5 separate regions of the Mus musculus genome follow, and all the other regions are linked to region 1. The links are chromatin loops, found by intact Hi-C in ENCODE. Cell type or tissue: heart. All regions are shown on one strand. Each heading gives the region's core, and the rest is flanking DNA. Links, peaks and the distances in the headings are about the cores only. Region 1 has its middle 44 kb from the start of 4933412O06Rik. Region 2 has its middle 40 kb from the start of AW209491. Region 3 overlaps Gli3 (GLI-Kruppel family member GLI3). Region 4 holds the start of Gli3 (GLI-Kruppel family member GLI3). Region 5 has its middle 23 kb from the start of AW209491.

Region 1 (6,456 bases), core at 890-4,889:
GAAAGAAAGAAAGAAAGAAGAGAAAGAAAAGTAAAAGGAAAGAGAGGAGAGGAGAGGAGAGGAGAGGAGAGGAGAGGAGAGGAGAGGAGAGGAGAGGAGAGGAGAGGAGAGGAGAGGAGAGGAGAGGAGAGGAGAGGAGAGGAGAGGAGAGGAGAGGAGAGGAGAAGAGAAGACTCAGGTTAGCATGTCATCGCTGCCCCCCCACCCCCCCCCCCGAATGCCAGTCCTATGTAAATGTTAACCTCAGGACACAGAATTGAAAAGAACAATTATACACACGTTTCATGAGCAAACACTTAAATGAACTTAAAACAAACACAGTAAACTGACTGAAGTCCAAGAAAATACAAATAGCTGCTTGGAATCAGCTACTCTTCTGCTGCTGCGACTGGATACCACAACTAAGACTGCTCACGAAAAGCGACTTATCTGGGCCCACAGTTCCAAAGGGTAAAAGGCTATTACCAGGAGGGACAGCATGGCAGCCAATGGTGGCGGGGACAGGAAACTCAGCACTCAAATCCTGAACCACATGTAGAAATCTGAAAACATAAATTTGAAGTATGCATGGCGTTTTAATCTCAAAGCCTGCCCCCCAGTGACATAATTCTTGCAGCTAGGCTGTCCCACCTAAACCTTCCTAAACGGAGCCACTATCTGAGGACCAAGTTTTGAAATACCCATGACTGTGGGAATTTTTTATTCAAGTGATGATATACAGAAGACAGACATAGAGATGGATGTAGCTTTAATGGCGGGTTAATCCCCCCACCCCCAAAACCATAGACTAACCTCCCACCCCTCTCTTCCGCCACCCCCCACCCCCACAGAAAAAAGAAAACAAACACAGTGCCATGCAAGTGATATCTTACTTTGAGTTTTTGGTGGATGGGATTCGAAAGACCCCACAACAACATAGACTTTTACCATTGCTTTTGCTCGCTTGAATAATTGATGTTAATTCCCTATTGCTGAAGACACCACATACTTTGGGCATGGAACTGACAGAAATGAAACTGATACTGACCAGAAAGCATTTTCCTCAGAGCTCTCACACTGTCAGAAATGCTATGAAGGTTCTAGACAGTCCTACCCAACTCTAAATCCCGTGAACCTGCTTGTTTGTTTGTTTTGTTCTTGTTCAGGAAGGAGCTCCAATCATAGTGATCAGATGTAAACACATGAACAAAAGGCCAGTACTAATTGGACTCAGTAAGTCACACACACACACACACACACACACACACACACACACACACACAATTATATACGAAGAGATGCCGCTGAGTGATGGTGGCGCATGCCTTTAATCCCAGCACTCGGGAGGCAGAGGCAGGTGAATTTCTGAGTTCAAGGCCAGCCTGGTCTACAGCGTGAGTTCCAGGACAGCCAGGGCCATACAGAGAAACCCTGTCTCAAAGAGAGAGAGAGAGATGGGGAGAGAGAGAGAGAGAGATGGGGAGAGAGAGAGAGAGAGAGAGAGAGAGAGAGAGAGAGAGAGAGAGAGAGAGAGAGACCAATAAGTTGAATCAAGGCTCTCAGAGACTAATCCTGACTCTGAGATTCCCACTCACATGCGCGTGATTCCCAGAGCACCTGAAGTCAAAGAGATGTTCTCCTGGTGCCCGGTTCCTTCCCTCCCTAATGGGCTCTCCTCCTGACACCCTGGCTGGAAGCTTCTTCCCCCAGACTTTGTCATTTTCCAGGCTTTTGTTGTCCTCTCTCACACAGTATTCTGGATCCAAGGCCCCCGTAGAGAAGGACCCCTTTCTTGCTGTCCTGTTTTCCTCTGGGTAGTAGACACTGGGCCAGCTCTGTCCCTGACCAATCATGTGGCACTAGCCAGCTGACTCCACCTCTCTCCTCTTCTGCTTTTCAGATCTGTTTCCCCCTTCTTCTCCCCACCACCCCCACCCCAACCCCCACCCAACCCCACCCCCAGGACTTGTGGTCACCCATATCTGCCCTCACTCTACATGCTTAGTAGCTCTGGCTGTCCTGATCTCCTCTACATTCGTGTTTGAAAGGTTGCCTGGTCACAGATAAGGCAAACAGTTTGAATAAAGGGAACATGTAAAAGGAGCACCTTGCTAGGCCATGCGAGCAGAAGTGGGCACGAGACAAAGAAGCCTCATTCAATCTTCACTGTCCTTGCGCGGTGATTTGGGCCCACTGTGAAATTAAGGAAACTGGTTTGCCAAAGGCGGAACTGTTATCCACTTAGGCACAAGGCTCCCTGGGGCAGGCCTCATGCTCTATCTCCCAAAGGGCCTGAGGGAAGTCATTTTGCTTGTTCAGAAAGAGTAAGGAAGGGGGAGAGAAGAGGAAAAACAGCTCCAAGAATGCTGAATTGGCTCTCTGCGGGATGCTGCCGGCTGCTGCTTCACAGTAGAGATGCCAAACCGAGCCTAGACCCACCCTGTCAGCAACAGCGCTCTTGTCACAGCAGATCCGCCAATACAGCCTGCGCCACCGAGGAATCCTTGTTTATTTGTATTTCGTGCTAAGAAGAGACTGGCCCAGATCCAGGAAAGCCACTCCACGAAGCGGCGCCCCTCTCCAGCAGCTTCCGATTGATTCTAAACACTACATGCCTGGAATAGTCAAACCAAGACGCTTTTTATCTGCTCACGTAGGTTCTCGCTAACACCCGAGAGGAACGATGCTCTCCTGGGGATTTTGGCAAAGTAAAGCGCGGGCCTGCGGGCAGCCATTCCGCATGTCGCCGCGCGGTGGCGGAAGCAGCACAGCAAAGGGGTTCAGCGAGGAAGCCAATAACTAAACCGTGATTCTGCGCCCCAGGACCTGGGTCGTCCCCTGTGTGCAAAGGGTCGCCCAGAAGGAAGAAGGGGAAGGAAAAAGGACAGCGGCGTCCCATGAGAATGGAGAGTGATGGTAGTGTGTTCCAAAGATGCGTTTTGTTTTGTTTTCTCTGGCTAACACCGGAAATAGAAGCAGCAGAAAAGGGACTGGAAGGATTCTCCCTCTGGCACCGTGCAACAGCAGCTGTTCTTTGATTGAAATGCTCTGTTACCGTTGTGTATGAGGCTTAATCGCCCAAGGAAGCTGCAGCTTCTCCCATTCACTTTCTTCCATATTCTCCCAAAAGTATACGTCCCAGTTAGCTACTCTGTAAAATTCAGTTCTGGTGTCCCCAATCCAAGATTTCTTTGTCGGTGTGGGCTGTGTGTCCAAGCCACAGTCTTGCCCATACATCAGCTTTGCCTCTATGCACCACGCCTTCCTACCCCCACCTACAGAGTGCCTTTTCTAGTCAGCTGGTTCCCTTTGGCATCCTCTTTATTTCATCTTTGGAAGGGTTGCCTATCCATATTGAATTCGTTGAACCCTGTATTTGGAAGCACAGCAACAATGTTCAGCCTTGTCCTGATGCCCACTGGCATCCTATATAATTCATTCTGTCCTGATTATCTTGTTAGGTAGATGAGACAATTGGGGCTCCACAGCTAAAGTAAGTGGTAAGTAGAAAGGAGCCCCCCTCTCCATGTCCAGGTAACTCAGGCACTTGCCTTTGCCCTCAGAGAGGGGCAGCTTTGTCATCAGGTTCCTCTGACCAGTTATGGCTAGGACTTCATTTCCTAAGCAGGATGAAGCTATGTTCTGGCATATTCTGAGAGGTTCTGGACAATGGATCTATATCCCCAACACCGCATCCCGACTATCACAATCATACTCCATCCTCTCTCTCTCTCTCTCTCTCTCTCTCTCTCCCCCTCTCCCTCTCCCTCTCCCTCTCCCTCTCTCTCCCTCTCTCTCCGTCTCTCTCCCTCTCTCCCTCTCTCTCTCTCCCTCTCGTGTTCTGCTACATGCCACCTGTCTAAGTGTTCTGGAAGGCCAGAGAAGGCCATGATATCCTCTGGAGCTGGAGTTACAGTTGGTTGTAAGGTTGCCCAGTGTGGATTCTGTGAATCAAACTAATGTCCCGTGCAAGAATAGCAAGTGCTCTTATCTGCTGACCCATCTCTGTAGCCCCCTTTCACTCACTTGTTAAGTGTTGTTAGTAAGATATTATTCTGTGAAATTAAAGATTAGACACAAAGCAGATAAGGCGCTGCATGTGCAGTAGAGTTTGTTTAGGAGGTGCTGTCTATCATTCTTCCCCGACGTGTGTTACCAGGTATTCAGGATTACTCATTCTGTAACTGGAGAGAGATGCAGCCAAACTCCAGCAGTTCTGTGGAGTTACTAAATAAACAGTACAATTCAAAACCATGTGGCTGAGGACATTAACTACACAGGGATAATTGAAGGTTAAAACCTAAGAAACCTTAAAGTGGCTCATTCTTTGACAACATCCCAATGAAGGCGTGTCCCATGACCCTGGCCCTGGTATATTCCTGTCTCCACAGACCTGGATGGAAGAAGTTGGTCTCCAAGGAACTTTCTCTAGTTGTCCAAGAATGTGGGACCTCATGGTTGGTTTCAGTATGTGTGTTCATGTCTCTTTGCACAGCCCACGATTGGGCTGGCTCTGCCAGAGCCTCATTTTCATGATTTGGTGCCACACCCTGGACTTATATGTTAATAACACTTAAGCCTAACCAAGACTCTCCCCAGCAGTTGTAGAGCAGGGCTAAGAACCATGTTTTTCAGATAATCCTGAATGGAGAGCTTAGGTAACTATGACCCATCAGTTCACCAGTCCAGAGTGTCTGAAATGGACCATGAGGTGAGGGCTGACAGATGGAGTATGGACCAGGTTGAGAAAACCATTAATAGATCACATTAAAGAGTAGTTGTGGTTTTAAGGTCACCTCAAACATCTCTATTCTAAAGGAGCCATGTGCCAATGTTTTTGTGAGACTATTCCGTCTCTTATAAAACTCACCTCATTAGCTCTTATGGTCTACAGTGGAGCTTAAAGCACCAATCAGAGAGGACCTATTATTTGGTGGAAACTGTACCAAACAACGCGGTGCCTTACTTAGATTTTGCTACCACAAATATCCATATGTGCCCTGCTACGTTAAATCGCCTCAGAAAGATCAGATAGCTTGCTCAGGGTTATACAGAGCAAGTTCACAATAACAGTCGTTAACAGCCAAGCCCTTGCATGCTGTGGGATCTGAGATGTGTGCTCTGCATGGCTCATTCATCTTGTCCTCACAACAAGCCTTCAGTGAGGGTTCATTTATCATCTGAACACATCCCTGTCTGTCTCCTGCGGAGCCCAGGAACTGAACTGTAGCCACCTACGGAGTTTGACCTGGACTCAGTTCTTTCTGAAGGCTGCACTCTTTTGACTGCATCTCCACTGCATATCCTCCAACATCACTGCCCATTTTTCACTACCATCACTTTTAGAAATAGCCATCACACAGTTAGGAGTTGCCTTTGTCCACTTCGGGACCTCATGCTCTGGGTGAAAATTGTGAGGATTTTACTGATATGCGAACAATGTTGGAAGCAAAACTTTTCAGCTTCATTCCTAGCTGAAAAGTTGGAAGCCACAGATTCACAATGAACAGATCCTCAGAAGAAAAGACAGCTTATTCACAAACACAGAGGAACACTTGAGAATGAGTAATTCACTGAATAACCACAAGTAAAGGTTAACATGTTGACTTAACAAAAGGTCTGAAGACAAAAATTTGGTAGATGAGAACTGAATGAGGTTTGTTAGCATTTTTTTTTTCAGTGTTCCAACACCAGAGATCAGTTGCTGCCCTGCCTAGAGAATCCTCTGACTATGTGGGAGGAAAGTTGAAGGAACTGACTCTACTTTAGACAAAGAGTCTTAGAGATGAGGTATTTTTGTTATTACTGTTATCACCCATCACTGGTTCTTTGGTTGATTGGCTGGTTGGTTTTTGTTTTGTTTTGCTTTGCTTTGTCCTTTGTTTGTTTGTTCCTTTAGAAGACCTCAACCTTTCCTACATTTCAAGCTTTCCAAGTAATTTCAGACAAAATTCTGGGCTGAATGTTGCAGAGAAAAGACACAGGTTAGAGCCGAGCGCTCGGCACAGGAACAGATGAAAGGCGGGTGCAGGCAAGCATCTCTGAGTCCGAGGACAGCCAGTTGAAAGGTCTAGCTGGGCTGAACTTGGTCCTAAATAGTGAAGCGAGGTCAGTGGGTCAGTCTGATTGGCTTTCCCAGATCTCACCTTTAATGTCTTTAGCAATCACAGGCATCAAAGTCAATATCAGAGACTATGGGAGATGTGGGCTTCTGTGAGCACATACCTTTAGGGTGTGACTACAGGCATGGAGACTGTCTAGGTCTAAGCCACTTGTACAAGCTCTGAAGCTGCCCGGATGTGGTCTAGAGAGATCCTTGAGGTTCTTGGTGAGTTTCTTGTACACAAGACAATGTGGTGATCTGCGAACTAAAGTTTTAGTCTCGGTGACATGAAGTCAGAGAGGAGTGAGGCAAGTGGAAAATATTAAAGCATTATTGCCAGCTATTGAAGGAAACTAGAAGTATTTAAAATTTAG
Region 2 (6,456 bases), core at 854-4,853, 1.1 Mb after region 1:
CCTGTATAATTTTGTTGAAGATATTTACTGACCCTTTAATTTAGGAATATTCCCTCTCTTCTATACTTATTATCCTTAAGTTTGGTCTTCTCATTGTGTCCTGGATTTCCTGGATGTTTTGGGTTAGGAGCTTTTTGCATTTTACATTTTCTTTGACTGTTGTGTCAGTGTTTGCTATGGTATCTTCTGCACCTGAAATTCTCTCTTCTATCTCTTGTATTCTGATAGTGATGCTTGCATCTATGACTCCTCATCTCTTTCCTGGGTTTTCTATCTCCAGGATTGTCCAGATAGATCTTGATATAAGAAGAAAGGAGCAAGTTTAGACATTGAATTCCATTAGCATTTATGAGCAAGATATTCGTTCATAGAACCTTGCTTACCAAAATTTTGGAAATCAGAGATATATACATCTGGAAATTCTTAAAATAAAGATAGTCTCTATTCATAAAGGAAAATTAACTTTCATACTAAGTACTTAGTACTTATTGTCATACTTTTTTAATATTTCAGCCTATCTCTGAAATTATTTTATTCAGAATATTTAAAGCTACTTTAATATATAATTTGTTGAATACAAAGACACTAACAGGTTCTCAACAGGCATGTATTTAAGTTACCTCTGAAGGTACAATGGAGAGAAACTTGACTCTTCTTTGCTCTAGATCTAAAGTCATAGACCACTGAAATTTTATAGTTTGAAAACAAGGTCTCTTTTTTGGTACACACTTGATTTTCATCTGCTTGAAGTACTTTTGTCCCCTAATAAAATAAAAGAACCTGCATTTTTATATGAAGAATCGACTGGCTGTGGTAGGAGACTTTCATTCTTCACCCAGCTGTTTTCAGGACATTAAATAATAATATTCGATACTGCATTAGCATAATGACAACAAGCACTGACTTCACTTAGGACCTTTTAGTATTCCTCATCTAAATTAACAAGTATACCACACCTGCAGGTGGTCTCACAGCATCCAAGAAGCAGGAAAGCACTGTCTAGAAGTTGAAGCCCTAGAAATGTTCCCAAGTTTTCCTCATTTCTTAATCAACACCTCTCAAAAGAATAAGTGTGGAGCTGGAGAGATGACTCAGTGGTTAAGAACTCTAACTGCTCTTCCAAAGGATCTGGGTTCAATTTTCAGCATGGCGGTCTATAACAACTGTCTTTAGCTCCAGTTCCAGGGCATCTGACATCCCCACACAAGTACATATAAAATAAAATTCAACAATTAAAATAAAAAAGCTAAAAGAAAAGAAATAGCAAATATTCAACATTTTTCCAATGAATAAAACTACTATGAAACCTAACCAAGTGGATGCTTGTGTGGGAATTTGAAATCTAGGGTAGCTCCTGAACAGAACAGTTATGAGTAACTTGAACTTTTGAGTGAAGTTATCAGAAAAATGTGGTAGGAGATGAGCATCTATATGTTCATTAACATCTAGGGCAATCAGTGCTCTAGAAATAGGTCCAAAGATTTATACTACATAGCTAGCTAGTTTTCTAAAATACCAACTAATAAGCTCTATTATACCTAGTAATTACAAATTTGAGTTCTAAATATAATCCAGAGCTTAGCATTTTGGATATCCATGACCCACATATTTAAAAACTCTCCCTGTCTACACTAAAGCAGAAATTTCTCTCTGGAGCTTGTTGTCCCTAGTGTAGAACTGGTATTGATGCTCTGGCCTAGAAGTGAAATACCAGACATTCCTATGTCATTGACCAGAACTAGTCACACAGTTCTAGTCTATCACAAATGGCCAGGAAATATAAACTTCCTATAGGCAGGCAAGACAGAGATCTGGAGATATTGAGTTAGACTTAATAATAAATAAAGGAATAACCCTGAAGGCATCAAGGGGGGAAATGTGAGATTTCATATCACCAGACCTATGGAATTACAAAGTGGTGTACATGTAAGAATATCAAACTGGGATGGGAAGGTGGCTTAGTGAGTAAGACTATTTGCTAGCAAACATGAGAACCAGATCCCTGCGTCCTCATAAAAGCTGGATACAACTGCAGACATCTGTACCTGTCACAGTCAGCAAAAGGGCAGAGACAAAAGAATGTCTGAGGATTTGGTCAAGCAACAAAACCAAAAATTGGAAGCTCCTGGTTCATCAAGAGACCCTTTATCAAGGAAATAAGGCTACAAGTGATAGACAAGAACAGTCTGTATCTACTTCTGTCTGCAAGTGGGTGAGCATGTATGCCCACACACCTATGCACACATATGCACATCATATAAAATAACATATGCACACATAAAAATAAAGTTATATAAAATAAAAAGGCCAAGTTGTACCTAGCCTCGTACTGCTTATAAGCTGTGGCGATTAAGTATTTGTCTTGTGGTTAAGTTTATACAAGATAACTCAGTATCTGTCACACAAGAACTCAAAAAAGCAGTGGTGGAATAAAGGACCACAAGAACACTGGTTAATCAAGAAGGAATAGAATCATAGAATGCTTATCTATTGCTCTTCTTATTAAAATGACCCTGTTTCCTGGAAAGATGTGAGGTTCATGCAGAAGCCACAGAAAATTACCAATTGTTTATTTTCCTGGACTTAAAAAGTGAGGTCCCTCAGCCTCATACAAACAAGGCTGCAGACGGCCAACATATTGGACAACAATGGACAGCAATCCTAAAGTTTGTATGTTGTTCGTGTGAAAAGAACCCACCTATCCTGGAAATGTTTCTGCCCCCTTGGATGGAGACCTAGATCAAGCATTCCCTGTCCATGTCCCTCCTCAAGACTTAGATGCTAATCTCTGGTTGTGGATTTAACTTTAGCACTGAGTTAATTTATATTGCTGAGACTTTGTTTCTTCTTCAACATTGTTAGTTATCTCACTTTATAAATGAAGGAACAAAAAGGAAACTTTGTTGAAGTACAACCTCATACCATGATTTTACAGTGATGGCAGGAATGGGATGCAGAGTTTACAAGGCTCCCTTGAGATCAATGATGAAGAGAGGCATGGACTTCCCCTATCAAAGGCATAGGGAGATTTGGAAGAATTGGAAGATCCTGTTGGGCAGGATGATAGGCATGTTCTAGACATGACACTATATGTAATCAAATGCACAGATCAGGCTGTCTGACATGTCCTTTTTAACGTTTTACAAGGAGAAAACATGAATGTACAGTGAATTTAAAGGCAATTCCAATTCAGACAGAATACTCCCTCTGGTGGCTGCAGCATATCCGAATCTTAACAGCATTAACCAATTGCACTGCAATGCAGAAACCAGGCTAAGAGCTGAAATCAGGACATGTGTGTTCTTGGTTATTAACACTTGGAACAATGGGTGACAGTTTGAAAAGCCAAAGGACAAAGAAGCAAGTGGCCTTTGACCAGAGAGGACAGCACTTGTGACATAGATTAAGACAATCCTCAAAAATAGATCCAGAAAAAGGACATATAATAGCTGCAGTTAACTTAAATTACCTCCTTCATCTTTTAACCAAAGTATTTCATAACCAAAGCATATCAGCAAATATTACATCTAAATGTCTTAGAGTGAATAGGAACCCAAACTGAGTTTTTTCTCAAGAATTTCTCAGCCCTATAGACATTGTTTATTTGGAATGAATTCCCTTTCCATTATGGATATACAGCTCCGGGTCAGAGCTGTAACAATTTCCAGGGAAATGGGGACTGGGGGGGGGGGTGTATGTTCTGTGTCTGTACAGGAGACTTCTATCATTTGAGTGGATTTTTCATCAAAGTCAAAGAACATGTAAATATTGCACATGCATACCTTATGGATCTGAAATAGATATTACACATACACAATCATATAACTGCATCTATACCACAGACATATGCACACACAATCATAATGGTTGCCACAGACATATGGCCAATATCCATATATTTCATTAAATTATATTAGATATTAATATATATAACAACACATGTGATCATATAAAATCCATGGTTCTGCTATATATTTATATATAGTTACCCATATACCATACATAGATACATCTCTTTCATCTGTTATATGCACACACAAACACATATTCATTCATACTACTCACACACTCCTACTCACTTATCACACATTTTAAGCAGTCATAATTACCATCATCACACATACTTGAAAACTCATGAACACATCATACACAAAAAACAAACATCTTTTTATTGTGTAAAGATTTAAAAATACTATGCTTCAATAAAAAATTAGAAGTAAGAGGGCTAGAGTTATAGTTAAGAGATAGAGAGCTTGCCTAGTAGGTGCAAGGCCTTAGGTTCAGTTCTCAGTGTTACTAAAAATAAACTCATAGTTGCATTTAATAATTAGTCTATGTTCGGTCCAAAATAGGACATCATTATCACATACACCCATCACAGCTCAAGAAACATTATGGAAAAGAAGGTAGAAAAAATGAAAGGAGAGTGGGTAGGAGTGCTGTGACATGATGTTTTCTGAACATGACATGACCATTGCATTCATTAGCTCAGTGCAACCATGGTTACCTGCACAACACAAGCACAAAGTCAATACAAAAAGTTCAGACAACATTCCAATGTGCAGCGTTCACTGGGCTCAGGAGTGATAGGTAGGTAGGTAGGTAGGTAGGTAGGTAGGTAGATAGATAGATAGATAGATAGATAGATAGATAGATAGATAGATAGATAGATAGATCAAATAAAGAGAGGACATGAAGAAAAATGAAAAGGAAACCTGCTGGGCATGCCTGGAAGAGGGGAGAGAGAAGTTTGGATGCATATAATCAAAATGCATTGTTTACGAGTTTCAAATTCTCAAAGAATAAATAATAGATATCTTATATTTTTAAGAAAGAAAAGTCTATGGAGACACTGCCAGGCTGTTTTAATTCGTAATCAGAAGAACTGGTAAAAAGAGAAGTGTAAGAATGGGAAGATTTTAGCCAGGTGAATGAAATCTGTATTTCTAACACTTGGAAAGCTAAGGTAGGAGGTCGGATAACAGAGTGGGTTTCAGATCACTGTGGACCTGTTTGATAAATAAATTCTAAACAACACAGGATATCATTTAAAGGCAGAAAGTGGGAACAAAAGTAATAAAGGTCATGCAGAAACATGATCATAGAAATTGAGTAAGTCAGTTACCCCAGGAACAACTCAGAGATCCAATTATGTCTTAAGTTGTGTCTACCTGGATTTTTCCTGTCTACCTTACCACAGATCAGGGTGAGTTAACTGCAGATGAGCATCCCCTCTTTACAAGCATTTTCTGAAGACTTGCCCTGGTGAAGACAGTGGGGTAACCTAGAACTACTTAGGCTGATCAATCTAAAGGCTAGAATAGATGCCACCCCATAAATGGTAAGCAAGATAAAATTACAAAAGCTCTTTTGATTTACAATTCACCTCCAATACCTATTGAGGCTCAGTTCTACTCATGTCTTTTTTTTTTAACTAGTAACCCCTCCATAGGACTGGCCTAAAAGAGGCATCTATTTGAAGCAAGCCCCAATTAAATGGTTTTCTTTAACGAAGACACTTTCTTTACAAACTAGCCCCCCTATCTAATATTCCCTGAGTAAAGCAACTTAGCTGACTTACAAGAAATAAACTTTAAAAATACCAACTATAAATGTTTCAAGAAACTCAAAGAAGGCTATGAATAAATGTCTGAATAAAGATCATGAAAACACACACACACAACTCAACACTTGAGTGGAATCATGACAATTCAAGATATGAAAATAAATTTAATAAAGAGATGGAATCTCAAAAGAAAAACGCAAAACTGAAATAAAACTTAAAATAAAAATCCAGGGTATCAATGCAAAAAATGCACAGGAAACACAGCCAGCAGACTGGATCAAGTAGAAGAGAGAATTATCAAGTATCGAAGATAAGGTAGAAAAAATAGATTGTTCAGTCAAAGAAATGTTAAATAATTTTAAAAAAGGAACACGATATCCAAGAAATGTTGGATACTGTAAAGAAGACCAAATCTACTAATAAGTATAAGAGAATGATAAAAAATACACATCACAGGCATGGAGACTATTTTCAACAAAATCAATATCATAGAAGAAATAATCTGAGAAGAGTTAATCAAAAGAGGTCTAAGAAAACAACATGATTGCAATATAACACATTTCAACAATAAGCCCCAATATTAACCATCTCCTCCCCCATAAAAAAAGACACAGACTAGTATATTGGATTAGAAAACAGACTCTCTTTTGCTGCTGCCAGGAAGCACAACTCATCATCAATCAAACCCAGTTATCCCACATGGTAGAAGAGAGCCGATTCCTTCAAGTTGTCCTCTGACCTTGACACATGCGCCATGGCATGCCCCACAATAAATGCATAAACAAGTAAGTAAATAAATAAACCAACAAAAATTAAAGGAAGTCTAACTTTGTGGGGCAGTGAACTGTGCATAGACAGGGTCGAGCACAGACCTTGAACCCCAGTGATCC
Region 3 (6,456 bases), core at 1,124-5,123, 200 kb after region 1:
TCCTTACCTTGCAGACACAGAAGGGGCATTGTTATAGCATGTGTCTGGATTACACAGAACCGAATCTAGCTCTGTAAGTCTCTGGAACGCAACTTTAGACACATGGACACTAACAGCTCATGGATACATTTAATGCAAACAGCAGCCCTAGCTGCAGGTCCCTGAATAAGCAGAAGATGCCAGAGGCTTCCTCAGTTGGCGCCACAATTTTTTTCCACTCAGTGTCTTTCTCCAGTGACTGGTCAGGAGTTGCCATGTCTGGCTTCAGCCTGTATAGGTTTTGTCATAAGCTTTGTCATCCACATTGTCTTTTTCATCTTTTCTCATAAATTACCCTTCTGGTCCCTCAATCATTTATCTGAGATGCCAAAGTCAAGAAACAATGAAGTGTCCTGTCCATCTTAGTGAGACCACTGGACATTTAGGTGTCCCCTACTTTGTAACCCTCCAAATAAAAACCCCAAGTATTTAGCTAAAGTTGGTACATTGTCCCTTACATTTCCTCCCCTGCTGATGCAGGGAAAGGTTGCTGCCCTACGAAAAGCCACTGAGAAGGGCAGATTAAGCGTCACTGAGTGACCTTGATGTTACCTGTGGCTCTATGTACAGAAAATGTATAAAGAACACCAGTTATTGTGCCATTTGTTGATATAGCAAAGTCCCTAATACATTGTCACTGTTCTTTAGAACTGGAGGTCAAATAATAGGAGATCTTTGGTCCAAAGAGGCCCTGTGTTCCCAGTGCTACTACTGTAGCATCAAGAGAAACCAGTAAAAGAGCACAATTGGGGGAACAAAGTAGAAAAGCCATGCACCCAGGACCTCCCTCCTTCAGCCCAAACCCCAGGCCTGGAGCTCAGCTTCAGGAGGTCTACCTGACCCTCAATTTCTTCAAGGTAAAATGAGTTTCTATACAAACAAACAAGCAAACAAACAAAAGTTGTTTAGTGAGGTCCTCAGAACAACGATTAGCCAAGTAAGTACTTCACACAGGCGCCTACTGTGATTGCTAATGGAGCACGAAGAGAACCCAGAGCCTTCCTATAATTAAGTTATATGTAACCTCACTTTCTTTGAGAAAGTATTAATTAACTAGAAGTTCCTCATGATCCTCCACATCATACCCACTTGAACACAAAGGTAAAAATGACCAAAATTAGGGATGAAGAGATGACTCAGCTGCAAAGAAGTCACACCTACTTCTCCTGCAGAGGACTTGAGTTTGGCGCCCCATGCCATGCCCTGAAATTCAGTCCAGAGAATGTGATTACTTCTCTGGACTGCACAGCTACCACATTTGCATGCGTGAGCTCACATACACACACACATCAAAACATAAATTAAGATATTTTGGTGGTGACGGGGGTGGGGGTGGGGGGTAAGAATGACCAGAACCAGCCGCCCAAACACTAGGATGGAGCCAAATAACAAAAAGAACCACAAGCCTCTTCATCCTAGTGTTGCACCCAGACAGCACCCCAAAAACACCTGCACCCCAAGTCTACATAAAGCACTGTCATTACTCCATACTACGGCCTTAAGACAGACAAAGTTTCTAAGTGTCCTCTAGTTAGTCAGTCTGACACAGTGCCCATCAGAACTGGCCCTTGCATAGATTTGGACCATCTTTGAAATTGCCAGTTATTAATCACAAGTGAAGAACCTCAGATTTTAAGTAAAACTGGGTTCACACCTTATAAAACAGGCAACTTTTTCAGCTCCCATGGGCTTTGATATCCTCATCTATCAAAAGAGAAGTCTTGACAACATCTCATGAAATACGTAAATTTAGAAGTTCAAGGGTAGAGGCTATGTTATAAAATGTTTTTCGGGGAGTGGGGCTCCATGTCTGGGCCACAGTGTCTGAGGAGGGAGCCTCCTAGGTGGGCAGCTACATTAGCCTGCTAGGTATGCACTCTTTCTACATTCTACCCACCCCTTGCCAGATGAACCGAACCTCCCACTTGTCTCCGCAGACCATCCCACTTCATGGCCAGGACCACACTTGTCCCTTCTTAGCACACTTGTCCCTTCTTAGACTATCACTTCAACTTTGTGGCTTCTGGTTCCTGAGCAGGGTGCCCCCCACATCCACACTCCCACACCCACCCACCCACCCACCCACCCACCCCCACACACACATTCACAGCAGCAGCAACAACAGCAACAGCACCCATCACACATCTCCAGCTGCACCATCCACAGGGGACCATCTGTTGTTCCTTCTTGAGGTCTCTGGTATTCGGTATGTGTCTCCTCTCAGCAGCTTTGGGAGCAAGGACATGATATGGCAAATACTCTCACAGTGTCCCCATCCTGGACAGTGTCTCACTCACAGCAGACTCTCAAAAAACTTAGTTTTTGAAATGAGGAAAATTTTCAAGTGCTATATGCTTGCACAGGTCGTGTCAATGTAGTCAACTAGGGGTACTGGGTCCTAGAAAGGAATCTGAGAAAGGTGTTTCAAACTGCTTTGTCTCTAGGTAATCAATTTACAGTAATGTAATAGATACATAATGCTATCAAAATATCAATGACAAAGGGGACTATATAAAAAAGCATCCCCGCTGGGCGTGGTAGCGCACGCCTTTAATCCCAGCACTTGGGAGGCAGAGGCAGGTGGATTTCTGAGTTCGAGGCCAGCCTGGTCTAAAAACTGAGTTCCAGGACAGCCAGGGCTACAAGAGAAACCCTGTCTCGAAAAACCAAAAAATAAAAACTAAAAAAAAAGATATATAAAAATCATCCCCTAGATGTCTTTTTGGGGGGCAGGGGGAGGAGCTGCATATTAGATAAGTAGGCTTTGTACAGGGTTGAAATGATCAATCCACATAGTCCAGAAGGTCTCCTGGAGGAAATGACAATATAACAGTCTTGTGGCAAAGAGGTTAGAAGAGTAGTCTAGAGAGAAAGGAACATTTGCAAAGGCCTAGAGACCAAAGGAAGTTCTAACACATGGGGGCCTGGAAAGAAGCCTTTGTGGCTAAAGGAATTTTAGTAGTGGGGAGGGGAAAAAGAGAGTCAGAGTTGGAAGGGATCATAGTCCTTCTGGTAGGAAATCAGGCCACAAGAAAACCACCATATTATGCACTTCCCTTCTAGGCCCTGAGAACTGGAGGATGGGAGTGGAGTGGAGGGTGGGGGAGAGCATTCTTAACAAAGGGGAGAAACAGAAACGAGGAGAGGAGCCTGAAATCCTGCCCAATTTGAAAGTAGAATTAGCCCAAGAAGGCAAGTCAAAAGAAGAGGGGCTGTTTGTTTCTCTGCACCCCTATGTACACTTCTCTGCTTCTCTTTATATTTCCTAGGAAACAGGCTCCTCCTTCAATTCCACCCTCCAGTCAGAGTACAATCAGCATGTAGATTTGGGTCCCCCCAGTGGACAAGGTAAACACCCGCTCCCTAGAGTGGGCTCCCACTGACCAGTACAATGTCTGCTGATTAGAACCAAGACCCCCACAGGGAGGCCAGTGTCTCCTCCTCCAGGGTTCCAGCATCTCCCATCAGATTATTTTAGGCCAGGGGGATTGAAGGCTCATTCCACTAATGTGAGTCTTTGTTCTTCTTTTCTCTGACATTTTGGCTACCGAATCCCCCAGCTTCATCTCCCAGCCATTGCTGGCACCATCTCCAGCTGAACAAAGGTCCTCCCTACAGTTTTTCTGGCTTGACTGTCCTATGCTAACTCGGGAGCTTCCCAGTCAAACAAACACAATGGTTTGAGTTTTCTCATTGTGAAAATGAGATTCTGAAGGTAAAAACTGTCTTCATGCAGAATACTTAGTTCTTTAGAAAAGCGAGCACATGATTTCCCATGTCTGGGACTTGTAATTTGGGTTCAATACACTGTGATTATTGGGGTCATCTAGTACATACAAGAGCAACAGTTGGAGAACAAGGGAAAGTGCCACTATGTTGTCTTCATATGAAAATATAAAATGCTGCCAGAAGTGGGAGTGAGCAGTCAGCCAGGCAAGTCCCAGAAGGTAAGCTGTGGGATTGGGGGACTAGGTAAATCCTCAAAGCAGGGTAAATGCAAGTCTCTAAGGCAGAGAAACTCCCGATTTGCAATATCCAAGTTACCCAGAGGTTTGTTAATTCACAAAAGCCATGTATCGAGAGTCTTTGGGATCAGCCTGGATTTGAGGCTGAGCAGACAGCTCCTCAAGACATCGGTTTGTCAACATCTCTCCCATGGTGAATCCACCCTCTGCCCAAAAGATTTCTTTAGCTCCCCCTTGGATAGCACGCTTTCTGTGGCCTCCTAGCCAGTGAGAATGTCCCTTGATCTAGATTTGTCTTTCCTCCGGTCTTTGCCTTAGAATTGCATGGCTTTTACCTCCTTCAGAAAGTTTTCTGGGCTGAGGACTGATACCCAGAGGAAGCTAAAGAAACCTTTGTGGGCAGAGGGTGGCTTCATCTTGGGAGAGACAAGGACAGAGAGATGTTGATAAAACAATGTCCAGAGGAGCTATGTGTCTCACATACTCCTGAAGGACACCAAACTGTCTTTCCCTCAAGGCCTTCTCAGTGACTTTGTCTGCTGGTCTCCATGATCCACAGAATCAGGGGACTGCTCTTTTTGTTCAGTGTTTTGCAGCACTTGGGCCATTCAGTAAGTACATGCTCACTTAACAAATGACAGACACAGTCAAAAGGCTGGACAGTCAAATCCATCAATAAGAAAAAAATTTTCTTCTCTTTGTTCTAGGATGAGGACATTCATCTGAAATAGAGGCCAGTGGGAAATTTCAGTCCCCCCCAAAAAAGGATGGCTCTAGGAAGGTGGAAAAGATCTTATTTACTGGAGACCAAAACAAAGCCCAAATAACTGAGAAAGTATGATACAAGGACCTAAACTGTTATCAGGCCACCAGGACTGCAATAAAAGACTGAATTTTGTTACTCTGTATTAATCTAAACTATGAAAAGGCAGAAGAGAGAAAATGGAGCCCTTTCATGGAGAAGTGTGAGGACTCAGCACAGATTTATAGACACAAGATCAAGAAAGCCAAAGCAGGATGGGAGACACGGCTTTCAAGAGACATCAAAGGTAACATTCTTTAATTATACAAGAAAAAGGAGGAGGGCCATGGATAATGTTGCTTCCATTAGAAGCTGGAAATGGGCAGGAGTCATTGTTTTCATGCTTCAATCCAAGGTTAGAAAGAAGGTAGATAAACAGAAGGACTGGAGGGAAAGGACCCTAGGAGAGGGCTGTTTGGGCTGGTGTCAAATTAAGAAGGATGTAAAAAAATCACGTGACAATTTTAGAAAACTGTATTCCTGCTCCTGAGCTAAGCTGTGATGGGAGGTCTCATTAACATCGACTTCACACACACCGGACAAGGATCACTAGGGACATTATTACCAAAATCGAGAATTACTGTGGTTACTGAAGAAAAGGGCAAGCAGCACTATGCTTCCCTCGGCTTCAGAAAAAACACCCACAGTCCCATCTTGCATGAGTGTCACGTCAACTAAGACAGGCGGCTCTCCTGTGCTAGTTGCACAGTATTAAAAAGGCTTTCATATACCTTCTGTGTATAACCTGTCAACTAATTCCAAAGGTCTACAAATCATCTTTCATGGGAATCCCAGCAACGTTATAACTCTATATAGAAGGGGCTGTACAGCACATAAGGACTAACCCTAAGATAACAACAGAAGGAAATACATCTCTTCCAGTTTCCACACAGTAACCTCTGTCGGGCACTTAACAGTCCCTGACTATACTCCCTGCTACGGTAGAATAGCGGCCTTCTCCCCAGCCTTCCCCAAAAAATCTGGTGAACATAAAAGCCAAGCACAGCCTTTGACCTGATCACATTATTCCAAAAGAGATGTGGCTTCAGTGGAATGACAACCAAAGGGAAAGCAGTAACAATGTGTTTAACTAGAAGACTCCCATGGCTCTTAGGTGTCCAGGATAGGAAGGCATTTTGGCAGACAGTACCTGATAGAATCATGTCTAGCTGCTCTAGGAGAATCACGCACATGAGCAGAACCAGAAGGCAGAGAGGATCAGAGTCAAGGTCCAAGGGAGCCAGTGCTGACTGATGTGAAGGGATGTAACTTGGAGGTGTGGGAGGGGTTAACCATCTTATAGGCTAACTGATTTCCTCAAAAAACATGGCTTCCTTTTCTTTCTTTTTCTCATCTGTGTGGCTTTCTAGTAAGTTATCTTGCCAAAATCTATAGCTAGAGTTAATCATAATCATAATTTAGAGCATTTCTTCAAATGCTACCGTTATTTTCTTAGTTACCTGGTCCACCTCTCACTCACCATCTCTCACTCAACCTTCCTTAGAAAAAGCTCAAAGTCAGAATGCTAGACTTACCCCCACTTCCTTCATGTTTTAGACACCTTGTAAGGTAGCTATGAATGTAGCTGTAAGACTCCACAGCAATGGGTCATTGTTTCTACCCTGGGTCCCTGCAAGCAAGAATCAGTGT
Region 4 (6,456 bases), core at 976-4,975, 300 kb after region 1:
CTCGTGGACCAGATTGTTAAAGCCAATATTTCCTAACATAAACAAATTCTGTAGATACTCTGCACAGTTTACATTGTTAAAACCAATCTCCACTGCTTTAATATATCCTCTATTGCGCTGCCTTAGAAAAATGAAGTGATTCTGAGGTTATTTCACTATTTTAAAACAGCATTTTCCTGCTTCAAAATAATCTTGACACGTGTAATTAAGAAACTGTCAGACTATTATTAATTTTTAATTTAAAACCCAAATGAAATAATTACAGGAATCAATCAATAAGGCACCTATTCAAATTACAGAGCAATTACATAAATACTCAAAATTAATACTTTAGGCCAGTTCTTGAAGAATTCAGTCTATAACTCGTGAAGACATCAAACAGTGCAAGCTTGTGACATGAGAACGAAGGAAAGGTTTCCCCTAAAATAGACTAAAATGAGATTATTTCAGATGGCAGAGCACAGTTCCCCTTCCCCCAGCCATGCCCAATGCTCTCAAGCTGCAACTCTTTTTCTAGAAGTTATTTCCACCAGACACATATTTCAGGAAAAGAAAGAAAGAAAGAAAGAAAGAAAGAAAGAAAGGAAGGAAGGAAGGAAGGAAGGAAGAAAGAAAGAAAGAAAGAAAGAAAGAAAGAAAGAAAGAAAGAAAGAAAAGAGAAGCAAGCTAGCTAACCAGCCTGCCGGCCTCATCCAAGTTCTGCACAAAATCATTTAGAAAGGGGAGTGGGGGGTTAATCACTTGAATGTTCAGCAGAGTGCACGTACTGGGCTGTGAAAAGCTGTAATTGAGGAGGAGAAGGAGAGGAAAAGAAGGGCACGAGGTGTTTTTGGAACTAATAATACCAGCGGGGCTAATGGCACTGCCCCTGTATTTGCACAGCGGCCGGCCCTCCATACCTCGGACTAAAGAGTTCTTTTACTTGAGGACGACAGTCCATCATTTCAAACTGAAGTGGCAGCTGGAAAATGTGGAACAGCTGGCACAGAGCTGGGAGAAAATGTTTTACATAAATATATGTACATATAAACTGGCAGAGGGCCATGAGCACTGTACCCAAGGCCAGAATCTACAACCAAGTTGGGGGAGGAGAAAGGGTAAACGCGGTGCAGGAAACTTCCCTAAGTGGTCTTTACACACACACAGCCAAGAAAGCCTGGGGGGAGGGGGGGTATGGCTTGGTACTCAAAAAGGTGCACTCCGGGACACAGGCACAAAGTTCACAGAAGGATACTAAGTTCATCAAAGGATAATAAGCAAAGGCCGGGCCGAGTGTGAGGGCATGTGGCCATCTGCTGAAAAGTCGCTTCACCAACTATTCAAATGTATGATCAATATTAACTCTGCCACATCCTCGGGGTCCCACTGCAACTCCAGAAAGTTAAGTGTCCCCAGCAGAGTAGAGTGATCCGTACCCAACTCTGCTCTGTGCAAATTCGGCCTCTTGGTTACCGCAAGGGCCACGGCTACTTTTCTTTCTTTCTCTTTTCTTTCTTTCTGCTCTACCTCTGGAAAGGAAGAGACAGAGTTCCAAATCACGCACAGATGGCACAACTTTCACTTTTCCTCTCCCACCGCGGAGGCGCGCCCTCCATCCGCTCACCCCGCACCCCCACCCTCAGAAGTGAAGGCGGGACCCTGGAGAGCGGGGCAGCGGCGGCTCGGCGCATCCCCAGGCGCTGCGCGCAAGCCAAGCTGCGGCTTGCGGGGGCGCGAGGACCAGCCGCAGCTCCGGACTCCCGGAGCTCTGCGCAGCACTTGGCGAGAAGTAGGCACGGACGCCGCCGCTGCAAACTTGGTCCGCGCGCCCTGGGGCAGGAGCTCTGCAGTCCGGAGAGCCGAGACCCGATCCCCGAGAGCGCGGGAAGGCGCGAGCGCACACAAGCCGCTCCGACGCCGCCGGGAAGCTCGACAGGGAGGGCTGCGGGGCCCGCAAAACAAAGAACTTCAGGCGGGACGTACCTGCGGCTTTGGCTGTCAGGTCCCAAATCCACAGACCTGCGCCGGCGGAGCGGCAGGCGGACTCGGGCTACCGTGGATGGCCTGACTGATCCCAGCGTGCGGCCCCGGCGGGCATGGTGTGGCGTGGGCCGGCGACGGGGCGAGCGGGCGAGGAGGGGAGCGGCGGGCGGGCGGACGAGTGTGCGGGCGCCGGCGGTGCGGCCCGGTCCGCTCCCTCCCGCCGCTGCAGCCCGCGCATCAGTTTCAGGGATCCTGTAATCTGATCCCTCTGAGTCACCGGCCCTGAGTGACAGTTCTGATTTGGTTCAACCGCGGGTGGGAGGAGAAAGAGAAAGAAAGGAGCCCCCCGACCGTCAAGTCGACTTTTCAACGACTAAGGGCCCGTCCAGGCCGAGCGCCCCGGTTGCAAAAGTTGAGCTCCGCCGCGCGCGCCCTTCGCGCTCCCCTCCGCGCGCTCCTGCGCTCCTCCTCCTCCCCGCCCTCCTTCCCCAAGTTTTCACAGATGTGGTCAGACTCTGCTCTCCTTCCCGGCTCCTTCTTCCCTCGCGCGCCCCCACCCCCGCCCCGTCCCTCTAATTTCCGCCACTCGGAGGAGCGCTGGGGGGGACGCGCCGAGCCGCGGGACGACGCCGCCGCCGCCGCCGCCGCCGCCGCCGCAGGGGGCGAAGTTGGTTTAAAAACTTGGGAAGACTGCTCGCCTTACTTTGCTTTCCCGCTCCTTTCCAGGCCGCGCCCGGCGGGGTCCCGCTCCGCGCGCGCGGATCCCAGGGCGCTGCGCTGAGGGGCGGCACTGAGGCCGCGCGTCGGGCCGGGCAGGGCTGGCGCGGGCAGCCGGGAGCCACGCGCTCCACCGCCTCCGCCCCTCCCGGGTCCTCACACAGACACATCCAGGCCTGCTCCTCCTCTTCCCCCTCCTTGACCCCGCGCCCGCGCGGCGCGCCAGGCCCCACCCACCCGGCAGGAGGAAGGGGCCCGCGGGTGATGTCACCCGAGCCCTCCAGGCCTGCGCTCCCGCGCAGCCGAGCAGCCGGGGCTCGCGCGCTGCCGGGCGCTTCGCCCATGCCGCCTCTCTTCGCCCCCCCCCCCCCCAACTCCGCTCTCGGGCTGGACTCCCCTTCCTTCTCTAGAGACCTCTCAGATCGCCACTGCCCCACCCCCGCACACCTCCTGGTACTTTTCCCTAGGCCAAGCCTGAAACTTCCTCTCGCGGGATGATGCTTTTGAAAGTTGAAGACTTTCCTCCCCGTTGCGTTAAACTCCGTTTGGGACGTCTCGCCGTACAGCCTACTGTCCCCGTGGGCCACTTTGCAAAGAACACAAAGACCCGAGCTGGGAACCGGGACTTGAGCTGAGAACCCTGACTTGCACGGGGTTCTTTTCCTTAAGATGCAGAGTGCCTGTCCTTGGTTTCTTTTAAAAGACCCATGTTACTTCAACGGGCCAGTGCACTCATCTCTCTCTCCCCATCCAGGTACTCACCCCAACCTGTTACTTGAAAGGGAGGATTTCAAGGGGGTGGAAGAAAGAAGAAAACCCAAGAGACATTCCAGAATACCGGAGTAAGCAGTTGGCCCACCAGGAGTGCCTTGGTGCTCAGGGTGCTCTGTGGCAGCCGTCTTGAAGGCAGAGTGGGTGGATGAATAGCTATAATAATTTGAAGAACATTTTGAAATTCACGTGCTAAACTGGGGAAAATTTTTAACGGAATTGACAGTGTATTCGTTATTTGTTTCTGGTGACTTGTTGCTTATGACAAAGACAAAAGCAGAGAGTGACTTAAGCTTTCAGTGTGGGGCTCCAGACACTTCTTAGCCATTTTTAAGCTTTCTCTCCGCTACAACACTCTGTAAGGCAAAGAGTGAAACATCCTTCACTCATCTCGGAGTGCAGGAATATCAACAGAGGTAGCCCCAACCCTCCCCTCAGTAACTGGCCCCAGGCCCCAGAGTATTCCCTCAGCCTCTGTAGACTCTGAGCCCACAGTAGATGAGCGAGAAAATGCAGTCCTCCTAAGTCCCGGGACGGCTATGGATCTCCAGTGAGATTATACCTGCAAAGTTATAAAAGACGACATCGTGTGTGAGAACTATTTTCCTTTTTGGTATTTCAAGTTAGTCAGAGGGATGGTGTGTTTCATTAATGTCAGATACATTGTTTCTGGCATTTGGGGCTGCTGCTGCCTCCACCGCGAGAATGTAAATACTGCATCCTGATAGTTTTCTCTGCTTATCCAGTGGCAAAAGGGACAGCCCATAAATCACCGGGCATAAAATATAAATTTTGACTTTTACTTCTTACAGTCTCGCAGCACATTCTGAGTCATAAAGATCTTGATTTGGGGTTCTAAAAAACACTGGAACAAAGAAAAACATTGCAAAGCTTCCTTCCCACCACGCTATCAGAACTTAGCTAATAACCAAGAAGGAACTCCGCTTTGCATCCTAAACTTTGATTCCCTCACCTTAGGAGAGGTGGGCAACTCAGATTGGCTGACAAACGCATGCACGTGAACATGGTTTACAGAAATGGTAAAGAAAAAAAAAAAATTGCCTCGCTGTGAGTTAAATAATGTCATGGAGTTTCAATACATGTTAGCTTCATAACTCTTTTGCCCAGGGAAATCTTGGATACAAATCCCAAAATGAAACAAGAGGAATTCTTGAAGGTGGGGTGTCCTTAAAATTGGAACCTTAAATCTTATGCATCACCCACCTCCTGTCCTGCAGAGGCTCCTAAGTTATCTCTTAACTCAGTAGAGGGACTTCTGTTAATTAAGGAGCCATTAGGTAGGATGCATAGGGAAGAGACTGTTCCTTAATCCATCTGAATCCCACTCTTATACAGTCATTCCTGCCTTACCTCATCACTAGTCATTTCAACTACAAATCTCTTGGGAAATTTTAATGTCATAAGTCCTCTATGTTAGTTTTTTTTGTCAACTTGACACTACCTAGAGTCATTTGGGAAAAGGGACATTCAATTGAGAAAATATTCCATAAGATTCACCTATAGTAAATTTTTTGATTAACAGTTGATGTGAGAGGGCCCAGCCCACTACGGGGCAGTTTCACACTTAGGCTGATGGTCCTGGGTTATATAAGAAAACAGGCAGAACAAGCCACAGGGAACAAGCCAGTGAGCAACACTCCTCTATGGTCTCTGATTCAGTTTCTGCCTCCAGGTTCCTGCGTTGAGTCCTTCCCTTAGTGATGGACTGTGATCAGGACTTGTAAACCAAACAAACCCTTTCCTCCCTAAGTTGCTGTGGCCATGGCCACAGCAACAGATACCCTGAGCTATACTCACAATATTTAAACCTTTAAGATGGATTTATTTTCCATAATGAGGCAAGAGACTTAACAACCCTCTTGTTGGTTTGTCAGCACTGCTGTAGCAAGCGATTATGCAGTTGATGGCTTAAACAAGGCAGGCACTAACTTACATTTCTGAATGCCAGGATGCTAAGTCATAGTGTCGACAGGGCCAGTGTTTGCCTGCAAAGTGTGGGGAAAGCCATCCTTGCCTTCACAGGCTTCTTGTAGGAGCCCCTGATCTGCTTGCTATTCCTTGGCTTTCGGCTACTTCCCATCTCTCTGCCTGGGTGATCTTAAGGCATTCTCCTTGCACTCATCTCCTCTTATGGAGTTGAGAGCTGTGGCCTATGCCACTTCAGTCTGACTTTGTTTTGACTAATTGCATCTACAGCCTTGTTTTCAAATAAGCTAGTTTTCTGAAGTTCCTGGGATGAGCACTTCTTTTTAAGAAGAAGAGGGCACAAGTCAACTCAGCAACGTTGACCCACAGGGGTTTGTTTGGAGGCCTGGGCCTCAGAACACTGGTGTTAAGATGATTGAAACCATTACGAAGTGGAATACACATTGGTTGGCTTGCCTATTGAAAAGAATATGTTAATGCTGTTATAGCCTTAGTTATTCTCAAGAAATCAAGCTTATAATAGAGCAAGGAGGATTCCTTCCAATTCTCTGGCTTCCTGTCTCACTATGTGGGAGCATTAGGTGTGTTCCCACTTCATTAGTGTCATGACTCCAGAGGTCAAACTGTCGAGGACTCTCCATCTTGAACTTTCGGGTCCTAAAGTTCTGCTGAATAAACCCTTTTGCTTTATAAAGAATTGAGCCTCAGATAATTTGTTAAGAACTATTTTTATTCATGTGCATGTGTCTCTGTGTGGGTAGATATACATTGCATAGTGGGAGGGGATACCTTTAGGAGTCAGAAGAGGGCATCAGATCACCCAGAGCTTGAGTTACAGGCATTTGTGAGCTGCCTGGGAACCAAAGTTAGGTCCTCTGCAAGAGCAGTACCCACTTGAACCACTGAGCAACCTCATCCCCTATAATTTGTTATAGCAAGGAGAAACAGACTAATAAGAACAAGAGGATTAAAGTTAATGAAGGGTCTGCAACAGAGAAGACACATTTCAGTCTAACACCAGCTTCCCATGCTCCTCTTTATGCTTTCTCCGTTACATTT
Region 5 (6,456 bases), core at 1,387-5,386, 1.1 Mb after region 1:
GATTGACTATAACATACATTTCTCTTGAATTCATGAATGGCCTTCACTTTAATATTATTGGTAACATCTAATTTCTGGATATCAAGTGGGCTCCTACTAGACCTTGCCAGGTCACTAAATATTGGTTTAATCAAGGAAGGAAGAAAGAAAGAAAGAAAGAAAGAGAATAGTAAATAAAGAAAATAGTAAGTACTAAGAATAATTGTGGAAATGACATTATGAATTGCTTGCACCAAAGAAGCAGACCCTGGGGCCTCACAGTACTCATACTGGGGCCCACAAGAGACCATTGTCTTGTGCTCTGAATCACAGTACCCCTGGCAGGATTTTCTTCCTTGTCATCAGGGGTACCAGGCATCTCAAGCTTAATGTGCGGTGTCTCCAACACAAAATCTCAGATGTAGAAGAAAACATAGAAGACATTGACACAACAGTCAAAGAAAATGTAAAAAAGCAAAAAGCTCTTAACCCAAAACATCCAGAAAATCCAGAACACAATGAAAAGGCCAAACATAAGAATAATAGGTATACAAAAGAGTGGAGATTCCCAACTCAAAGGGGCAGTAAACATCTTCAATAAAATTAAGGATAAACTTACCTAACCTAAAGAAAAAGATGCCAATAAACATACAAGAAGCCTACAGAACTCCAAATAGAATGGACCAGAAAAGAAATTCCTCCCATCACATAATAACCAAAATGCCAAATGCCCAAAACAAAGAAAAAAATATTGAAAGTGATAAGGATCAAGTAACATAAGGATAAACCTACCAGAATTACACCAGACTTCTCAACAGCAACCCTAAGAGATCCTGGGTAGATATCATACACACCCTAAGAGATAAAAATGTCAGCCCAGACTACTATAAGCAGCAAAACTCTCAATTACCATAGATGGAGAAACCAAGATATTCTGTGACAAGACCAAATTTAAACAATATCTTTCCACAAATATATCACTATAAGGGATAATAGATAGAAAACTCCAACACAAGGCAGGAAACTATACCCAAGAAAAAGCAAGAAATTAATCTTTTTACAACAAACCCAAAAGAAGAGAGCCATAAAAACCTAATTATTAGACTCAATTCCCAAATAAAAAGACATAGACTAATAAACTAGATATGTAAACAGAATCCAGCATTTTGCTGCATACAGGAAACACAACTCAGAGACAAAGACAGGCACTACCTCTGAGTAAAAGGCAAGAAAAAATTTTTCAAGGGAATGTTCCCAAAAAACAAGCTGGTGTAGCCATTCTAATATTGAATAAAATCAGTTTTCAACCTAAGTTATCAAAAAGGGAAAGGAAGGACACTTCATATCTATCAAGGGAAAATTCTACCAAGATGAACTCTCAATTCTGAACACCTATGCTCTTAATGCAAGGGCACCCACATTCATAAAAGAAACTTTACTAAAGCTCAAAACACACATTGCACCTCACACAATAATAGTGGGAGACTTCAACACCCCACTCTCATCAATGGACAGGTCATGGAAACAAAAACTAAACAGAAACAGTGAAACTAACAGAAGTTATGAACCAAATGGATTTAACAGATATCTGTAGGACATTGCATCCTAAAACAAAAGAATATACCTTCTTCTCAGCACCTCATAGTACTTCTCCAAAACTAACCATATAATTTTTTTCACAAAACAGGCCTCAACAGATACAAAAGGATTGAAATATATCCCATGCATCCTATCAGACCATCAAGGACTAAGGATGGTCTTCAATAACAACATTAAAAAAACAAAAAACAAACAAAAAAACAGAAAACCACATAAACATTGAAGCCAAACGATTCTGTACTCGATGATTACTTGGTTAGGGAAGAAATAAAGAAAGAAATTAAAGACTTATAATTTAATGAAAATGAAGGCACTGCATACCCAAACTTATGTGACAAAGTGAAAGCAGAGTTAAGAGGAAAACTCATAGCTCTGAGTGCTTCCATAGAAACTGGAGAAAAGATACACTAGCAGCTTAAGAGCACATCTGAAAGCACTATACCAAAAAAGAAGCGAATACACACAAGAGGAGTAGACCGGCAAGAAATGATCAAACGCAGACTGAAATCAACCAAGTAGAAACAAAAACAACTATACAAAGAATCAACAAAACCAGGAGCTGGGTTCTTTGAGAAAAATCAACAAGATTGATAAACCCTTAGCCAGAATAATTAGAGGGCACAGAGACAGTATCCAAACTAACAAAATCTGAAATGAAAAGGGAGACATAACAACAGAAATTAAGGAAATTCAAAAAAAAAATCACTAGATCCTACTACATACTCAAACCAACTGGAAAATCTAGATGAAATGGATGATTTTTCTAGACAGATAGCAGGTACCAAAGTTAAATCAAGCATACATAAACTTTCTAAACAGTCCCATAACCCCTAAAGAAATAGAAGTAGTTATTAAAAGTCTCCCAACCAAAAAAATCCCAAGACCAGATGGATTTAGTGCAGAATTCTATCAGACCTTCAAAGAAAATCTAATACCAATACTCTTCAAATTGTTCCACAAAGTAGAAACAGAAGAAACACAACTTAAATCATTCTATGAAGCCACAGTTAAGCTGATACCAAAATCACACGAAGACAGAGAACTTCAGACCTATATCCTGTATGAGTATCAATGTAAAAGTACTCATAAAAAATTCTGGCAAACCAAATCCATGAACACATCAAAACGATCATTCACCATGATCAAGTAAGCTTCATCCCAGGGATGCAGGGATGGTTCAATATATGAAAATCCATCAAAACAATCTTCTACATAAACAAACTCAAAGGAAAAAAGACATAATCATTTCATTGGGTGCTGAAAAAGCGTTTGAAAAATTACAACAACCAAAAGTAAAAGTCTTGTAAAAATCAGGAATTCAAGGCCCATACCTAAACATAGTAAAAGCAATACACAGCAAACCAATAGCCAACATCAAACTAAATGGAGAGAAACTTGAAGCAATCCCACTAAAATCAGGGACTAGACAAGGCTGCCCACTCTCTCCTTACTTATTCAACATAGTATTTAAAGTTCTAGCTAGGGCAATTAGACAACAAAAAGGATATCAAAGGGATACAAAATGGAAAGGAAGAAGTCAAAATATCACTATTTGCAGATGATATGATCATATACTTAAATGACACCTAAAATTCCACCAGAGAACTCCTAAAGCTGAAAAACAACTTCAACAAAGTGAATGGACATAAAAATAACTCAAACAAATCAGTAGCCTTCCTCTACTCAAAGGATAAACAGGCTGAGAAAGAAATTAAGGAAACAACACCCTTCACAATAGTCACAAATAGTATCACATACCTTGATGTGACTCTAACCAAGCAAGTCAAAGATTGGTATGACAAGAACTTCAAGTCTCTGAAGAAAGAAATCAAAGAAAAACTCAGAAGATGGAAAGATCTCCCAACTGCTCAGTGGATCAGCAGGATTAATATAGTAAAAATGGCCATCTTTCTGAAAGCATTCTACAGACTCAATGCAATCCCCATCAAAATTCCAAACCAATTCTTCATAGACTTAGAAAGAACAATTTGTAAATTTATTTGGAATAACAAAAACAAAACAAAACAAAACAAAAACAAAAACCAGGATAGCGAAAACAATTCTCAACAATAAAATACCTTCTGGGGGAATCAGCATACCTGACCTCAAGCTGTATTACAGAGCAATAGTAATAAAAACTGTATGGTCTTAGTACAGAGACAGGAAGGAAGATCAATAGAATAGAATTGAAGACTCAGAAATGAACCTACACACATATGGTCACTTGATCTTTGACAAAAGAGCTAAAACAATCCAAAGAAAAGAAGACAGCATTTTAACAAATGGTGCTGATTCAACTGGTGGTCAGCATGTAGAAAAAATGCAAATTGACCCATTCTTATCTCCTTGTACAAAGCACAAGTGAAAGTGGATCAAGGACCTCCACATAAACTGAGAGACACTGAAACCTATAGAGGGGAAAGTAGGGTAGAGCCTCGATAAGGGCACAGGAGAGAAATTCCTGAACAGAATGCCAATGGTGTATGCTGATCAAGAATCAAGAAATGGGACCTCATAAAATTGCAAAGCTTCTGTAAGGCAAAGGACACTGTCAATAGGACAATAAGGCAACCAACAGACTAGGAAAAGATTTTTACCAATTCTACATCTGATAGAGGGCTAATATCTGATATATACAAAGAACTCAAGAAATTAGACTCCAGAGAATCAAATAACCCTATTAAAAGATGGGGTACAGAACTAAACAAAGAATTTTCAATTGAGAAATACCAAATGGCTGAGAAGAACCTAAAGAAATGTTCAATGTCCTTAGTCATCAGGGAAATATAAATCAAAATGACCCTAAAATTCTACCTCACACCAGTGAGAATGGCTAAGATCAAAAACTCAAGCAACATCAGATGATGTGGAGAAAGAAAAAACACTCCTCCATTGCTGGTGGGATTGCAAGCTGGTACAACCACTCTGGAAATCAGTCTGGCAGTTCCTCAGAAAATTGGAAATAGTACTACCTAAGGAGCCAGCCATACTACTCCTGGGCATATACCCAGAATATGCTCCAACATATAACAAGGACACATGTTCCTCTATGTTCATAGCAACCTTATTTATAATAGCCAGAAGCTGGAAAGAACCCAGAAGTCCCTCAACAGAAGAATGGATACAGAAAATGTGGTACATTTACATAATGGAGTACTACTCAGCTATTAAAAACAATGACTTCATGAAAGTCACAGGCAAATGGATAGAATCTGAAAATAACACTCTGAATGAGGTAACCCAGTCACAAAAGAACATACATGGTATGTATTCAATGATAAGTGGATATTAGGAAAACAGCTCAGAATACCCACAAGACAACTCACAGACCATATGAAGTTCAATAAGAAGGAAGATCAAAATGTGGAATGCTTCAGTTCTACTTGGAAGGAGGAACAAAATAACCATGGGAGGTAGAGGGAGTAAGGGACATGGGACGGAAAGAGAAGGGAGAGGGAAAGGGGAGCAGGATTGGGTGTGGGAGTAGTTGGGGGAGAAATACCAAGTGTCATGAATTTTAATGGAGGTATGTAGCAGTGAGGGATGGGAAACTGGGGGTATCCACTAGAAAGTTCCAGATGCCAAGAAAGTAAGAGGCTCCCAGATTATAACAGGGATGACATTAGCTGAAATACCCAACAAAGGGGAGAGAGAACCGGTAGAGACTACATTCAGATGTTAGTTCCAGTCCCTGAATGAGGGATGGGGCCACGCATCCATCTCAAAAATATTAACCCAGAATTGATCCTGTCTAAAGGAAATGCAGGAACCAAGAGTGGAGCAAAGACTGAAGGAAAGGCCATCCAGAGACCACCCCACCCAGGAACCAATCCCATGTGCAAACACCAAACCCAGACACTATTGCTAATGCCAAGAAGCACTTGCTGACAGGAGCCTGGTATAGCTGTCCCCTGAGATGCTCTGCCAGAGCCTAGCCAATACAGATGGAAATACTCACAGGCAACCTTTAGACTGAGCACAGGGTCCCCAATGGAGGAGTTAGAGAAAGGACTGAAGGAGTTGAAGGGGTTTCTAACCCCATAGGAAGAACAACAATATCAACCAGCCAGACCACCCCCCCCCCAGAGCTCCCAGGGACTAAGCCATCATCCAAGACGTACACATGGAGGGACCCATGGCTCCAGCTGCATATGTAATTGCCTTATCTGGCATCAACTCAAGGGGAAGCCCTTGGTCCTGTGGAGGCTTGATGCCCCAGCATAGGGGAATGCTAGGGCAGTGAGGCAGGAGTGGGTGTATGGGTAGGGGAGCACTTTCATAGAAGCAGGGGCAGGGGGGATGGGACAGAGGTTTTCAGAGGGGAAACCAGAAAGGGGAATAACATTTAAAATATAAAGAATTAAATAACCAATAGAAATAAATAAATAAATAAAAATACACAATTAGGCCTTGTACACTACTAAATAAAAAGCCTAGTGCTAGGAAAGGATTAACTATTTCTGGATTGTTGGCAAATAGGGTTCCATAGAATCCCACCCCCAAACAATCAGGGTATTGACTATAATACTGTTAGTTACCCTCCAGAACTTGTCAGTAAGACCTATTCTTGAACATATTATATACTTGAGTAATATTGTTGATGGTGTACATGAATAAGCAGATTCTCTGAAGCATTTTCTCTGTAGACAGTTGAAATTCTCATCAATTTTTAAAAAATCAAAGTACTCAAAACCCTCTAAAAGTTCAGGCTGAAGAGATGGCTCAGTGGTTAAGAACGTAAGCTATTCTTTCAGAGGGCCCAGTTTCCATTTGCAGCACTCATGTGGTGGCTCATAGCCATCTATAACTCCAGTTACTAGAGATCTGACATCTTCTGATCTCCAAGGGTATCAGGCACCAATGATATACACAGACAAA

What was found. A loop is a pair of places that touch in the nucleus more often than their neighbours do. Peaks named below come from ENCODE experiments on the same cell type or tissue, not always from the same donor. Only the 100,000 strongest peaks of a DNase experiment are listed, where the experiment ranks them.
Region 2: a loop joins it to region 1, with 7 times the contacts of the local background. A loop is called at or near these places in 26 of 42 quality-filtered maps.
Region 3: a loop joins it to region 1, with 3 times the contacts of the local background. A loop is called at or near these places in 2 of 42 quality-filtered maps.
Region 4: it touches region 1 in a loop (2.7-fold over the local background); 4 of 42 quality-filtered maps call a loop at or near these places.
Region 5: a loop joins it to region 1, with 8 times the contacts of the local background. A loop is called at or near these places in 35 of 42 quality-filtered maps.

What each region holds. Positions count from the first base shown.
Region 1 is chr13:15,755,571-15,762,026 of GRCm38, reverse strand. No RefSeq gene overlaps it. Among named protein-coding and RNA genes, the nearest start is that of 4933412O06Rik, 44 kb to the left of the region's middle. In heart, for the core only: a CTCF peak has its summit at 2,725; DNase peaks (open chromatin) are centred at 2,316 and 2,796; H3K4me3 peaks cover 1,354 bases; H3K27ac peaks cover 1,112 bases; H3K27me3 peaks cover 1,218 bases.
Region 2 is chr13:14,667,315-14,673,770 of GRCm38, reverse strand. No RefSeq gene overlaps it. Among named protein-coding and RNA genes, the nearest start is that of AW209491, 40 kb to the right of the region's middle. In heart, for the core only: a CTCF peak has its summit at 3,219 (motif pointing left); no DNase peak of the experiment used is centred there.
Region 3 is chr13:15,553,652-15,560,107 of GRCm38, reverse strand. All of the region lies in intron 3 of Gli3 (GLI-Kruppel family member GLI3), which reads right to left. Among named protein-coding and RNA genes, the nearest start is that of Gm6556, 92 kb to the right of the region's middle. In heart, for the core only: a CTCF peak has its summit at 3,387; no DNase peak of the experiment used is centred there.
Region 4 is chr13:15,459,618-15,466,073 of GRCm38, reverse strand. It overlaps Gli3 (GLI-Kruppel family member GLI3), which reads right to left and starts at 2,351. Exons shown (of 15, transcript NM_008130.3): 1 at 1,963-2,351. It overlaps Gm6556 (a long non-coding RNA gene), which reads left to right and starts at 1,456. Exons shown (of 1, transcript XR_001780862.2): 1 at 1,456-6,094. In heart, for the core only: no CTCF peak of the experiment used is centred there; DNase peaks (open chromatin) are centred at 1,703, 2,413 and 2,893; H3K4me3 peaks cover 3,148 bases; H3K27ac peaks cover 2,743 bases; H3K27me3 peaks cover 836 bases.
Region 5 is chr13:14,649,899-14,656,354 of GRCm38, reverse strand. No RefSeq gene overlaps it. Among named protein-coding and RNA genes, the nearest start is that of AW209491, 23 kb to the right of the region's middle. In heart, for the core only: no CTCF peak of the experiment used is centred there; no DNase peak of the experiment used is centred there.